Regions from separate parts of the Homo sapiens genome. Here all the other regions are linked to region 3. A link is a contact called in ENCODE Hi-C or POLR2A ChIA-PET data. All regions are on one chromosome and are shown on one strand. The core of a region is the stretch at or near the end of the contact, and the rest is flanking DNA. Distances in the headings are between cores, read along the strand shown.

Region 1 (2,700 bases), core at 181-2,680, 920 kb after region 3:
ACAGGATGCGAATCCATGTTAGGATCGTAGTGACCTCTTCCATATAATCCCCCATTGTACTACTCCTCAAGAGAGAACACTCTGTCTTCTCATCAGTGTAATCTCAAACCCTGCACCCTGACTGTTGTGGGTGTAGCAGACACACAAGAAATATTTGCTGAATGTTAAGTGAATTGGAATAAACATGTTGATTTAAGTGACAAAACCTTCTATTTTTCATAATAATAAATGTATAATGATTGTCAAAAAATGAAAAAAGTTAGATGTACAAAATGAAAACCAATATTACCTACAGTTTACCCCCGCAACCGGTAGCCCCGGGGAATAGATGTGGATACGGATGTGCATCTAGGTATGGATAAAAATGCAGGGATTCATGCACACACAGGTCACGTCTTATCTGGTGGCCTCTTTGGGATAATATGTTCAAGGCTTTTCAGATGCCATTCGCATCATCGAATACAGCATTTTTATAGGATCTTACATCTTAAATTGGCTTAATGTTTTGTTCTCCGATTATAAAATCTGAAAACAGGAAAAATTAAATAAGAATACAAAGCAAGTCTCTGATCCTGCACTGCCCAAGAGGCCCTGTTAGCGCGTTGGTATGGCGCCTTCCAGATCTTTTTCTGCATGAAATCATGGGCTTATCACAAAGATGGGAACTTCTTTCCTCACTTCTTCTTGCCCTGTTGTGAACATCTGTCTATGGCCCTTCTCCAAGGCCATCTGGGGATGTGGATGTGAGGCTGGCATCTGCTCTCGGGCTCTTTTCTGTCACGTTTTGCTGTTAGCTCCCTGGCTAACATCCACATGCACTGGCTCTCTGGCATCTCCATGATAAATTCTTATGAGCAGGATTTCTGGGTCAAAAGAGAGTGCATTCCCAGGCTGTGGAGACAGGGGACACGTTCAGGAGGGCCTAAAAGGCTGAACCGTGTCTCAGCCTTGAGGCCTCTCAGAATCGCCAGCTTGGGAAGTTAGGAGGCCTGTGGTTGCTCATCACTCCCTCACCAACTCGTTCTGCCCAGGGAAGGTCCTGGGGTGGGGGCTTCAGAGCCCTGTCCTGGCCACCCCCCTCCCTGGGGTCCTGCTGACAATCAGGGCCACTGCTGGCTGGTTCTGAGATGCCTTCTGGTGGACCCTGGGACCCAGGATGGAGCTCAGGGTGTGGGGAGGCAGCCAGGGGGCAGCATCAGGCCCAGGGGCTGGACTAGGAGGGGGTGGGGTGGGGCGCAGGCTCTACTGCCCCCACCTGTGAGCTGCACAAACATCCAGCAGCAGCCCTGAAACTGCCCCATGCTCCTCCTGGGCCACACCTGGGCCTGTTTGTCACTCATCCCATGCCCGGGTGGCCATGAGCTCAGTTTCTCTTCCTCTTATTTTTCTCCTTTTGTCACTCTGAGTTCTGGTTTCAGCCAACTTGGGGTTAAATTTAGCCTGGGGATTTCCAGGGGTGGCCAGCTGCAGGCAGGGCCACCAGAGCTGGGAAAGCGCATCCCCCAACCCCATCCCTTGGCCTGGCCCCCACCCTACTCCCATCTCAGGCCTCCCTGGCCAACCCCTTCACCCAGGAATCTGCTGGTTTCCTGAATGGCTGGCACTCGGGGTCCCTGACCCAGTTCCTCCTTGACCAGAGGGAAGGCTGGGCCCAGGAAGGCAAAGGCATTTGCCCAGGTTCACACAGTGTCACCCGCAGGCCCAGGCAAGAGCAATGACTGAGGGTAGGTGAGGGTCCCCATAGGCCAGGCACAGCTTAGGCATCATCTCAATCCGCAAACCTACCTTGTGGGGAGGGACTCTTATCACCCCCTTGGGCAGATGAGGAAACTGAGGGCTACAGAAGAGAAGCAGATTGCTCAAGGTCAAGGGTTGATGAGGGCTGAGCATGGTGGGGGGACCCCTTCTCTGTCTGACACTGAGGTCTGGGCTCCCAGGGCAGATGCCCCTTTGGGAAGAACAGTGCTCTGGGCTCCCACAGGCCTTTGCAGCCACCCTCCTTCCTTGCATCTCCCAAGGCACAGGGAAGGAATGGCCATCAGGGCCTGTAGCCCTAACTCTCATCCATGCTGCTTTCAGGCCTCTTTTCTGCACCCCTGAAATGGGGCTGGAGCTGTGGAATGGTGGAGGAAGTGAACAATCTGGTCTCTGGCAGAGGGCAGTGGTCCACACAGCCACCCTCCATACAGGTCTTCTCCATGCAGGCTCCTCCACACGGGTCCCACCACACAGCGCCCTCCACACGGGCCCCTCCACACAGGTCCCCTCCACACAGGCCCCCTCCACACAGGCACCCTCCAACAGATCCCCTCCACATGGGCCCCTCTACCTGGCACCCTACCGACAGGCCCCTCCATGCGGGCCCCTTCACACATGATCCCTCCACGCGGGCCCCTCCACGCAGGCCCCTCCACATGGGCCCCTCCACACATGATTTCTCCACACAGGCCCCTCCACATGGGCCCCTCCACACATGATCCCTCCACACGGGCCCCTCCACACATGATCCCTCCACACGGGCCCCTCCACACATGGGCCCCTCCACACGTGGGCCCCTCCACATGCCACCCTCCATACAGGTCCCCTCCACATGGGCCCCTCTACATGGGCCCCTCCACACAGGGGCGCCTATGTGAGCTCGGGCAGATCCCTTTCTCTCCTGGTCTGTTTCTCCATTTGTCAGATGGGAGGCCCTGGGCT
Region 2 (2,700 bases), core at 65-2,564, 640 kb after region 3:
TCTGCCTGCCTCGGCCCCGCAAAGTGCTGGGATTACAGGTGTGAGCCACTGAGTCCATCTGGCTGTCACTTCTCATAACAAAGACAACCCCACCCTCCCGAAAGCTGTCCCACAAAGAAAAGTGGGAAGAGACAGAAACTCTAGTGAGCCTGGCGGGAAAACAAAAATGACTCTTGCCATTGATTGAGGATCTGTCTTGAGTCCTGAGAAATAAGGACCCTGCCCCCTACCAGACCTAATCAGAGCCAGCAGCTTTCTCTAAGAAGCACTGAGCAGTGTGAGCATCCTCGTGTGGCCTCTTCATTCAGCATGGAGGTGCAGGAATGGGGCTCCCCAGAAGCCCCCAGCCCTTTGCTCCAAACCTATCATCCTGGAACCCTCCTGTGAAGACATCTCCCACCTGCTCTGGTCCTAAGGGAGGTGCATGGGAAGACAGGAAGACCATCATTTACACCCCTGATGAAGGGGAACAGGGTGAAGGAGGGAGGGGAGAGAAGCAGCAGACTGGATGGGGCAGAAAACCTTTCAGAGGTGCTGAGACATGGTCCCCCATGGCTCCTCTGCAAAGCAAAGGTGACTCCACTCTCCCTAGGGAGTCTCAACCTCAAACATGTGCCTCGGAAGCCTGAAGTCTCGGCCTGATGCATGAGCAGGTCATCTTCCATCTGCATCGCCATCCTCCAATTTGTAAAAGAGGGAGCAAATAGTGGATATGAATTACTCATGCACTAGGAAGAATGAAGTATTGCATCTGAAGCAATTCTAGTTTGTTGTCAAGGAAGCTGAACCAGGAGGTAATCAGAAGGTACTGTGAGCCCATTAGAGTGAGAAATTCAACCCAAAGAGGCCATCACCTCTCCAAATCCTGCCCTACCATCAAAGAGGCGGGTTCTAACAGACAGGCTTCAAAGATACCAAGAGGCAACGACGTGAGAGCAACTCCTGTGTGTGTCCCCGGGGACAATCTGATGAAGAAAGCAAATCTAGCCCCTTATCCAAAAGGGGAACCATGGCATGAAATAAATCTCCCTGGAAGCCCACAGTGCAAACTGGCTGCTCTCTCTGATGCATCAACAATTCCAGGAAGCAGTGAGGGTGGAGGTTACTACCCCCATCTTACAGATGGGAATGCGGGTCCAGAGAGGATCGTTGCCCAGCTCCGAAATCAACACCCACAGCTGATTTTCATCATATCCCAGAAGCATGCTGCAAGGAGTGTGAATGAAACACCAAGTATACAGTAAGAGGAAGTGAGCTGAGCTTGCAAGTGGGTGGAGAAGAAACGCACTCCCCAGGCAGCCTCAGGGCCTCAGAAGCCCTGCTTCCACCTCCCCTAGCAGACCAAGCCTGGGTGGGGCTGGGCTCAGGGATTCCCATGTTTTCAGCACTTCATACCTGAACCCAACCTGGAAGCAAATGCTGCTCCAAGACAGTTATAGCCACTGAACCAAATGACCCAGGCAGAGAGGCAGCAGGAGGTGGCAGACACAGAGGCCATTCCCTGACACCTGGCTCTGGCTTCTCCAAGATAAGTCATTCACCCCTCCTCCCCTAGAACCAAACATGCAGCTGTCACTACAGCAGGGTCAAAATCCCATGGACGGTAGGTGAAACTTCAGTGTAACCTTCCTCCTTTCAGAAGTACATTCGACAGAGGGAGGTAGATCCTGTTGGTCCCCATGCAAGGGGTGAAGTGGTTCAAGCACTATGGGAGTGGGGGCACAGCAGGACCCCCGCATGCTCTGCTAGACATGGAGCTCTAGAGGGAACCGTGCCCACACAGCCTCAAAGGGCAGGTGGCAGAACAGCCCCTCCCCTCTGTGCAGCCACACATGACACCAGCCAGCCCCAAGGGGCCGTGTCCTTCGAGTCAGAAGCAATGGTAACAGGATGACTCAATGCTCCAGGAACTGCAGACTTGGAGGCGAGAAGGCGGTGCACACACAAGTACCAAAGGGAGCCCAGGAAGGAGGCATGAAGGAGCGGCTGAGAGCGGCCGGAGGAGGGAAACAGGTTACATGCAGGTCGGGGACAGAGAACTACATGGGGTGGGATAATAGTGGTGACTGCAGAAAGTAGCCTCAAAGCTGGACACAGAGGACAGAGCTGGGCAAGTGGAGACATTGTGGGGGACATTCTAGGCAAGGAGAGGGGGTGCAGGAAGCACACAGAGGGGTGGCGGGGGACTCTCAGAGCTAGCAGAGAGGAGGGAGCTGTGCTCCCGCACCGCCAGTGCCCACGAGCGTGGAGGGTCCTGCACACCTGCCTGCCTGAGATGCGTGACCTTGACCTTCAGCCCATGGGCAACTCAGAGGTTTGTGAGAAGGGAACAGCGGTCAGGTCCCTGTGAGGATGAATCTGGCCATGCAATAGTGGACCTGGGCAAGAACCAGGGACAGAGGCCAAGGGTGGGACAGGGTCACAGCCAAAGGGACAAGGTCAGACTGCCCCGCTGGGTTCCACATAGGGATGACTCTGGAGCCATGGTGGGGAGAGGCTTGGGATCCGGGGGGAGGCTTTGTGCTAAAACAACATCGTCTAACATAAGGAACAGAGCTTGAAAATGCCAGCCGCCCATTCAAGTGTCTTTGGTGGGCACGCTCAGCTTTCACCGACTCACTGGAATTTTCAGCCTTGAGAAGCACCTACCCAGTTGGAAGACACACCCCACCAGGGCCATCTGTCGGCTTAAGGGCTTTG
Region 3 (2,700 bases), core at 137-2,636:
AGGCTGGAAGCCTTAGGAAGAAGCCAGGTGAGAAACCTGGCATCTGGTCCCATTGAGGCCAAATTACAGCTCCACGGGGGCCGCATGGAAGTGAGAGCTCCCTTAAGACAGCAGATGTGAAGGAAGCAGCGAACACAGTGCTTGATGGCAGCTGAGCTCATGTAGCAGGAGATATTGACAGGTCTCTAAGACTACAGGAAATCGTTGAATTCAATGAGATCATGCATGGAGATTGCCTATACCGTGCCTGGTCATGGTAAGCATTCAGACATTAGCTACGATAGGGACCATTAATTCAGCAAACAAAGATTTATTGCCTCCCTATTATGGTCAATAATCCTACTGTTCTAGGTGTTGGGATACAGCAGTGAACAACAGACAAAATCCATGAGCTGTCAGAGCTTTCCTTCCAGCAGAGAAAGACAAGCAATCGCAAAATGAACAAGCAAAATATATAGTACATCAGCTGGTGCTACAGAGACTTAAAGCAGTGAAGGGGCGTAGGAAGTGTTTGGACCAGGTGGTGCTATTTTATTTTATTTTATTTTATTTTTATTTTTTAGAGACAAGGTCTCGCTACGTCGCCCACGCTGGAGTGCAGTGGTGAGATCCTATTAGATCCCTGCAGCTTCGAACTCCTGGGCGATCCTCCCACCTTAGTTGGTGCTATTTTAAATAAGGCTGTCAAGGAATACAAGTGCAAATCAAGACAAAGGAGGTGAGGGAATGTGCCATGCAAATACCTAAAGAAATCAGTCCAGATTGGGAAGGAACCCCTAGAAGCGGTGGGCAGTGCAGTGCGGGCGCTCTCCTCTGGCTGCGCCCTTTCCCTCTGTGAGGCAGGACGTCAGGTCAGAGCTGAGGGAGCATGAGGAGGAAAGAGGCGGGGGTGGGAAACAGTCTCGGGAGGGGGCGAGCAGTCAGGATTGCAGCGCTCGGAGGGCTTACTGCCTCTGAGGTCAGGGCTGATCGGCAGAGGATTTAGCATCTCTGGGGGCTGGGATGCCAGGGTCCAGCAACCTTGCTCTGGCCCACAGGCCGACCCTGGGCGTAAACACCTGCCTATGCACATCTGAGCCTAGCACCTAACGCCACTGTACATACAAGCACGATATTTTTGAACATTTGACGACTTAGTTAAGCCTCCCAGGTGGCTGCACCTGCGCAGTTCACTCAGGTCCGCAATCCCTCATCTGAAACGCCTGGTCTGGGCAAGTATGAGAATTCATACCATTCTAGATCGCAGGAGGGCGTGGAGCATTCGAAAGAGGGGCCTGAGCGGAGGTCTTGCTGTCCCAGGGAGACCCCGGCTGCCATTAGCAAGCGGTGAGCCGGCAGCCTGTGCGCGGAGGGAAGGGCAGCGCGCAGCGCCCAGTGGTGAAAGAGGCGCTAGCGCACGCGCAGTGAGCGTTTGAGAGGAGCAAACCCGTCGAGACGAAGCTGTAGCGCAAGCGCAGTGGGTATTGAGAGCGGCCGCACCAGCTGAGGGTTCGCGCAACGCTAAACGATGGCCGGGACTAAGGCCTGAGACTCAAGCTCAGGCGCAGTGAAGCGCAGAGCCGCTAGAGTGTCGCGGAGGGCGCCTGAGGCGCATGCGCGGACTCAGCGTTTTTAAGAAGGGCTGGGGGTGCTGGGGAGTTCGCCCCAGCGTGTTGGGGGGGAGTCGCCGCCGCGGGGGGGGGGTTTGGGGTCACCGCCGCGGGGTTTGTCGCCGCCGCTGGGAGCTCACCTGCGTCCGAGGCCGTAAGGACGGCTCCAGTTCATCCTCCATCCGCCTCTGCCGCAGCACTGAGGCTGAAAAGCCGCTCACTCCTTACTCGGCTAAGCCCCAAGCTCATCTCTGCAGGCCGGAAGGGAGCTCTGGTCCAAGGTCATCTCGGCCAAGCCCCTGCATTCGCCCTCGCAAGTGCCAGCAAGCGACTCTGGTCGCCGCGCTCCCAAGTCCTCCCCCGAAATTCCGGCTCTGGCCCCTCGTCCCCCTCCTTTGCTACAGTCTCTGGACTAAATGTCTGCGGGTCTCTGTCTCTCGCTGGTCTGACCTCAGCCGCAACCCTGCGCGATTCCCTGCGCCGGTCGCCACTGCCGGCCGCCAGAACCTCGGAGGCCACTGCCCCTGGGCGTTCTCCGGAGGGCCAAGCCCTTGGTTGTGCACATCTATGCACGCCCCACCTACACCCCCCCCCCCCCACACACACACACTTTGGTTCAGGTATCCCCGACCTTTCCCCAGAGGACGGGAAAATTAGGAAAGACCGAAAGATAGACCCACCAGTCTTCGGAGCGCTCTCATCTGTGCGTCCTGGGCAGAGCGAGAGACTTGGCGGAATGCGGGTAGGAGAACCGGTCTCGGGTTGCCGCCAGGGGATCCATTGCGTGAGAGGCAGGTCCGACTTATGCTGGGGGCACTTGGAGTTGAGGAACCACAGAGTCCACTGAACCGGATTAATCTTTTATCCCTCAGGGCTTCTCAGGCCCTGCATGGAGGAATCCAGGAGCTGGACAAAGACCAACTGAAACTAGACTTGCCAAAGATGCTATTTGTGGTCACAGAAACATAGAGCTGGACATGACCTTAAGAAGTCACCTGAGCAGACACTGTGATGGGCACTGTAGTAGCTCTATTGCTCAGACTTGGTTTTTGTTTGACTTTTGCTGCTCTGAACTTTAATTCCTAAAAACACTGCATTTTTAAGGAAAAAC

The links. A loop is a pair of places that touch in the nucleus more often than their neighbours do. ChIA-PET counts read pairs that join two places held with the same protein, here RNA polymerase II (POLR2A). Pooled maps may share reads with other maps.
Region 1: a loop to region 3 is called in a pooled map, with 4 times the contacts of the local background. The contact joins the enhancer-like site here to the promoter of SLC2A11 in region 3. A Hi-C loop is called at or near these places in 2 of 37 single-sample maps with no recorded cell type and 4 of 50 pooled maps.
Region 2: a loop to region 3 is called in a pooled map, with 6 times the contacts of the local background. The contact joins the enhancer-like site here to the promoter of SLC2A11 in region 3. A Hi-C loop is called at or near these places in 2 of 50 pooled maps. POLR2A ChIA-PET finds 5 or more read pairs at or near these places in 2 of 52 experiments (activated B cell and activated CD8-positive, alpha-beta memory T cell).

What each region holds. Positions count from the first base shown.
Region 1 is chr22:22,934,426-22,937,125 of GRCh38, reverse strand. No RefSeq gene overlaps it. Among named protein-coding and RNA genes, the nearest start is that of IGLL5, 48 kb to the right of the region's middle. RefSeq lists an enhancer at 1,289-1,668. Within about 2 kb of position 1,430, at least 4 of the 41 ENCODE cell types and tissues checked have a DNase peak (open chromatin) inside an H3K27ac peak, as active enhancers do.
Region 2 is chr22:23,219,170-23,221,869 of GRCh38, reverse strand. All of the region lies in intron 1 of BCR (BCR activator of RhoGEF and GTPase), which reads right to left. Among named protein-coding and RNA genes, the nearest start is that of BCR, 40 kb to the right of the region's middle. RefSeq lists a silencer at 1-33 and enhancers at 1,114-1,408, 1,496-1,575. Within about 2 kb of position 1,314, at least 16 of the 41 ENCODE cell types and tissues checked have a DNase peak (open chromatin) inside an H3K27ac peak, as active enhancers do.
Region 3 is chr22:23,856,561-23,859,260 of GRCh38, reverse strand. It overlaps SLC2A11 (solute carrier family 2 member 11), which reads right to left and starts at 1,386. Exons shown (of 12, transcript NM_001024939.4): 1 at 1,232-1,386. The coding sequence starts at 1,261.